Linked DNA regions of Homo sapiens: region 2 is linked to region 1. A link is an interaction called in ENCODE POLR2A ChIA-PET data of the cell type or tissue named here. Cell type or tissue: HepG2. All regions are shown on one strand. Links, peaks and the distances in the headings refer to the core of each region. The heading gives the core; the rest is flanking DNA.

Evidence for each region. ChIA-PET counts read pairs that join two places held together with the same protein. Peaks named below come from ENCODE experiments on the same cell type or tissue, not always from the same donor. Only the 100,000 strongest peaks of a DNase experiment are listed, where the experiment ranks them.
Region 2: POLR2A ChIA-PET joins it to region 1 with 13 read pairs; 2 of 35 experiments call an interaction of 5 or more read pairs at or near these places.

Annotation. Positions count from the first base shown.
Region 1 is chr20:22,522,724-22,525,636 of GRCh38, reverse strand. It overlaps LOC105372564 (a long non-coding RNA gene), which reads left to right and starts at 1,447. Exons shown (of 3, transcript XR_937341.3): 1 at 1,447-2,289. In HepG2, for the core only: no CTCF peak of the experiment used is centred there; DNase peaks (open chromatin) are centred at 436, 1,376 and 1,786; H3K4me3 peaks cover 1,632 bases.
Region 2 is chr20:22,470,499-22,473,411 of GRCh38, reverse strand. It overlaps LOC105372563 (a long non-coding RNA gene), which reads left to right and starts at 1,874. Exons shown (of 3, transcript XR_001754711.1): 1 at 1,874-2,032. In HepG2, for the core only: a CTCF peak has its summit at 864; DNase peaks (open chromatin) are centred at 861, 1,791 and 2,731.

The DNA.
Region 1 (2,913 bases), core at 253-2,752:
AGTGATCCTCCCATCCTAGCCTCCTGAGTAGATGGGACCACAGGCGTGTGCCACCACACCTGGTTAGTTTTTAAATTTATTGTAGAGATGAGATCTCTCTATGTTGCCTAGGCTGGTCTCAAACTTCTGGGTTCAAGTGATCCTCCTGCCTCAGCCTCCCAAATAGCTGGGATTAGAGCAGGGAGCCACTGTACCCAGCCTCCTCCTTTCCATTCTTCAGTCTCCAGAATTGCAGTTGTTCAACATGAAGAATAAAGAGTGAGTGCTGGAAAACCATTGGAAGTACCTTTATGATGGGGCCATCTGCTTGTATCTGCCCTTTGGAAAAATCAATGATTTTGATTTTTGGGCAGTTATTTAAGCCTGAAAATATTCATTAGAACACCACAGGGGAACAAAGTCCACCCTTCCAGCCCTCATCGATTTCTCTGAAGTTGGTTAGATGTCACAATTTCTCCAAACAGACTCAGGGAAGTTGACCCAGAGAACAGCACCCAGGACCTTGTGCAGCCAGCAGTGCACGGCTGCAAGAGAGATAGCTATTCGAAGCAGAGGCTTTCTTTTTTTTTATTTTTTATTTTTTAAAGACAACATGATTCTTCCCAGAAAAAAATATAAATCCTACAATGACACCCATTGGGCTGGTGGAAATTCAGTAGAGACAGTTTCATAATTTGGAACTTCGTAACTTGTGGCTTAATATATTGCCCCAAGATAAATTATGGAAAAGCTCCATGTATGGGATTGGTTATAAAATCCACTGCCAAACTGTCTTTCTCCTGGGGCTGGTGGGCTAAGAACCATAGCCAGGTCTCACAGATTAGAGAGCCCCCAGGGAGTGAACCTGGAATGCTGGTGACTCAAGAGAACTTGTAGGCCTACAAAAGTCCAGTGCCTCCCCAGAGAGCTGGGTGTAATTTTTCTCCTTGTTGGGAAGATCCGGGGCTCCTTGGGTGCCAGTCTAGCTATCTTTGTACTGACTAGCTAAGCTCTTTCTGTCAGCCAATAGCGTCAACTTAATTTTCATCATGTCATTATTTCCGTGGCCCAGACATGCCAATGGGACATCAAAATTATTTTGATAAGAACTTTACTTCGTCACTTAGGATTACAGCAAATTACACAATCGCTTTCCTTTCCCCAAGGAATCTCTGGCAGAAGAGAATAAAACCATGTAATCCAAGGCAAGGGGGAAGGGAACTAACTTTTATTGCATTTCTCCTAAATCCAGGTGCTTTACATAGATTATCTCAGATAAGTTAATCCTAGGCAACAACCCTATGAGGATTGTCATTTAACAAACAAAGAAAGGGAGATTTAGGGAGGTTGGGAAGGTTACCCAAGACCTCAGGACCAGAGCTGAAAAGCAGGCAGATGTGGGGCCAAAGTCCAGAATGTTTTCATTGACAAAGCACCAGCTAAAACACAGAATACCAATGACTCTTAGACTCATTCCCGGGCCTCCGGCTGACCACGGGAAAGGGGATCTTCAGGAGCGGGTGTCTCATGGCTGGGAAGAGGACGGCACAGGAGGGCTGGGGAACCCGAATTGCAGCCTGAATGGCCAGTGTCCTTTCTCCAGAATGCAGTTCTCCCTTGCTCAGAAGAAATGAGTCTGCCAGTGGGTACAACATGAGATGATACTTCCACCCCCATTGGTGACAGCCCTCACCTAGCTATCAAGGTATGCAGGGCTGACTTTTCACCTTCAGCCTGCTCCAGGGAAGGGCCAGATGGCATTCAGGCTGATTCTGTGCTTCTGGCTGACTAATCTCTCCAGGTACAAGAGTAAACATGGAACGTGGGGACACCATATGTCCCTGACTCATAGAGCTTGCAGGAATCACCGTCATTCTACGTGGCATCTGCTTTCCTCGGCCGAGGTGGGAGGTGGGTCAATGTAGCGGAGGAAACGTGTCTTAAAGTACAAGGCAGAGTGAACTGAAACATAAAGAGAAGTGTGCACCTGGTAGTTGTATCCTAAATGACATTTATTTTCCAAATGTGCTTTGTTTTGCTAGACAGTGTTCGACTTCCTTCACTCCTTCCAGGGGCCAGCATGTGGCTGGCCACTGTCCACCCTCAGGGGTTGTGAACTGAATTAAAGGGTTGCGTCCTTCATCCATTTTCTTTGCTGAACTGTCTTGAATTTTACCCTAAGTTCAAAATGAAGCAGACCATAGCTGAGTTTAAAGGAGATCCGATTGACATTGGGAAGTGGCACCCAATAAGATGGCTGTTTCTTCCGCCTGCTCCAGGGCTCGCCAACAGGAGAACTGAAAGCTGAAGGTGAGATTAGGGTGTAGGGTCAGCTGCTTGGGGCTGGGATTGCTGGCAAACTCTGAGGGCGGGCAGTGAGCGCTCATTAGGAGCACATGGCTCATGAAGCTTCTAGCACCTGTTCCTGAGTCAACCAGAGTAACGAAGAGGATGAAGTAGCCAAGTCCGGATTCTTAAGCATAGAATCAGAGAAGTAAGTGAAGCAGATGCAGTAAGTGAAGCACAGAGGGGTGATATAACCCACCTAGGACTACACACTTGTGGAAGGTCCAAGTGGAACCAGAGACCAGGGCCTCTCCAAGATCCAAGGCTTTTCTAGAAAGAAAGACTCCACTGGGCCCTCTAGCATTTCTGAGTCACTCTGAGCCACATGCCATGGGACCCCAGGAGTGAACGGCCTGCATTTCATAGGGTTAGGGTCATCGCCTGCACTTTGCAACCAGAGCCTTAGGAAGGTTAAGAATGACCCAGGGTTGAGAAAACAGTGAAAGGCATTCTAAACCACATCTTCTCCACTGTCAAGAGCCTTATCGCATCTGTGACAGTTTCCCATTTCCTATCCCATCCTACCTTGACATATTTGTGAGATGGGTCTTGTTCACCACTGCACAGATATGGAAGTTGAGATCCTGA
Region 2 (2,913 bases), core at 250-2,749, 52 kb after region 1:
ATTAGTGATGTCTGCCAGGTGTGAATTCACAGGGGCAGTTGGGGTGAATTCAGAAGGGAGATGGGCGTGATGAGTCAGTGATGTCTGCCAGGGTCCTGGGAACAGAGAGTTGGGCCCATGGACCAGGTAGGTTCCATCCCTGCTTTCTTTTGTAGTTAAAGCTCATTAGGGCAAATTTACCACATAGTCCACACCTTAGCTGAACTTGGTCAGGAAGACATTTCCTTTTCCTTTTTTTTTTTAAAAAAAATCTCTCTTTCCCTCTTTCTCTCCCCCTCCCCCATTTTATCTCATTTTGGTGCTTATAGGTTTTTATTCTATAAACACTTTGCCGTCTTTGTGACACGGACTCATTCAGGACATGTTTACAGTACTTAATGACATCTCCCTGAGAAATAATGAGAATGCCTTTAAAGGTTGTCTTCCTCCCCGTGCGAGCAGAGGGACGCACGCCAGGCCTGCGAGATGAGAGCCGAGGGTCTGGCGGGGGGAAAATTGACTTAATTTCTTTTCACCACATGAAATGGAATGTCTGGGTGATCTGACCTAAATGCATGGCCTAAAACCAATTAATTCTGAATTGCGAATTTGTGAGCGCATCAAGTTGTGCATGGAATTTCCGATGAACCAGACAACGCATACCTGCCTTGTTTGCAAAATGTGGAGATTTTTGCACATAAATTTGCCTAATGGTCCATTATTAAAGTGCAGCTTCAGTCATATTGTACCTCAGCTCGCGGGAAGACGTGTAGTGGTTCCCCGTGCCCTTCCTGTGGAATTCAAGTCCTTGGTCTGTCTTGCCTGGCCCTTAGCAGTGTGGCCCCGGCCTCTCCTCAGTGTGGGTGAACTCCCCCTACGGGTCAGGGTCCTTTAATGCTGTCATCAGAGGGGACCTTACATCCTGCTGCAATGGCTCTGAAGCTAGGCTTACACTACAATCCCTATGCACAGGGGGTGAGGTGCCGAGCCACTGTCATCATGGAGTTTGGGAGAAAACGCGCAGCTCACCACCCCCAACCTGGCCTTGACGCTCCCACTGCCGTGCAGTTACTCATTCTCTTTTCTGTGCCTGTTAGATTAACGCTCATTTCATTGTAATCGGTTTAATTCACCTAATGTTCATTGAGACTACTGTGCATGTGACACCGATTTGTTTGTGGGAAACAAAAATTAACCAGACATAGCAGCTGCTTAAATGACCAAATTAGAAGAAGTTGGCAGGAAATATAAATAACTATAATAAACGTTTAATTTGGTGACTTACAATAGAGCTATAATTAAAACACTACGAAAACACATAGAAGGGAGCTTGGTATGTGTTTCTGCATGTGTGTGGTGGTGTGTGTGGTGGTGTATATGGTATGTGTGTGGTGGTGTATGTGTGTGTGGTGGTGTGTATGGTATGTATGTGGTAGTGTGGTGTGCATGTGTTGTGCAGGTTGTGTGTGTAGTATTAGTGATGTGTGTGTAGTGTGATGCATGTGTGCACGGGTGTGCTGTGGTGGAGATGTGTGTGTGTGGTGTGTATCTGGTGTGTGTGTTTGTCTGTGGGGTGGGGCGGGCTGGGTGCTAGCAGGCTTCCTGGGAGAGAAGAGTGGAGTCTGAGAAGTGGGTGTGGCATCTCTGAGGAGGCGGGGTGGAGAAAGGGTGAGGGTGGCTGCGCACACATACAAACACACTACCACACCCATGGTTGTGGGCTGAACTGTGCCCCACTCCACTTCTAAATGTTGAAGGCATAACCCTGGTACCTCAGAATGTGACCTTATGTGGAAAGAGGACCTTATGTCGTTGCAGATGTGTTTACTTAAGATGATGTCATAATGGAATAGGGTAGGCCCACTCCAAGGTGACAACATGCAGGGAGGACGCCATGTGCAACCGTGGGCAGAGGCCGGGCTGATGGGTCTACAAGCCCAGGAAAGTCCGAGATTGCCAGCAAAACACCAGAAGCTGGGGGGAGGCATGGAGTGGGTTCTTAGAAGGAACCCACCCTGCAACACCTACATCTCAGACTTCAGCCTCTGAAACTGTGAGACATAAAATTTTCGTGCTTTAACCCACCCAGTTTGTAGAATTTGTTACACAGCCATGGCAAACAAATGCACCCAATGTCTAAAAGTCCTTTGATTAACGACTCACAGTTATCCTTTGAAAATTCCCAGAATAAAATGCAAATGTCAAGACTCACAGGAGTCAAGATTCAAACCTTTTGTGTATTTTAAGCATCCACATTTCACTCTTTTTGTTAAAATAAGAAGAACCATTCCAGGTCCAACTGTCTTCTGCAGACCTTCTGTGTGGAATCTTTTCCTGGAGTTGGAATAGCAGACTTGGGGATGGTGCTGTGGGTTTGTTTGGTTTATTGTTGAAATCCCAAGAAAGAACTTTCATTTGCAGCTGGTAAGTTGGTCTGAAGTCCCTTTATCGTCACCTGACCCAAGGCACATTCACCCAGACCCCAGACTTAAGCTGGCTAAAAGTCAGCTGGACTCTTACCTACTTTGTTGTTCCAGGAAAATGTGTTTTGTTTTGTTTTTGGGTTGAGTTTCACTGACCCTTCTCTGCCTCCTCCCTGCTCTATTTCCTTTTGGAGGGAAAATTATTTCAGAGATTTGCTGGATTTACTCATGAAGACTCCACCAATAAATTCCTAACTCAAAAGATTAAAGACATTTATGTACAGCATACAAAAAGAAAAAATCTTGCTTACATCAGAGTCCTGCTGTTTGTATAGCTTAATCAAACAGAGAATAATGTTTGACAGACAAGGACTAACACAGACATTTTTTGTTTTCTAAAACAAGCCTCAATTACTCAAAAAATGTTGCCTGCTTGGTTGGCTTTAAATGTTTTGATCTCCTTCTGATTTATGGCAGTCCCATGTATAGAAATAGATCTCCCCTTAACCAC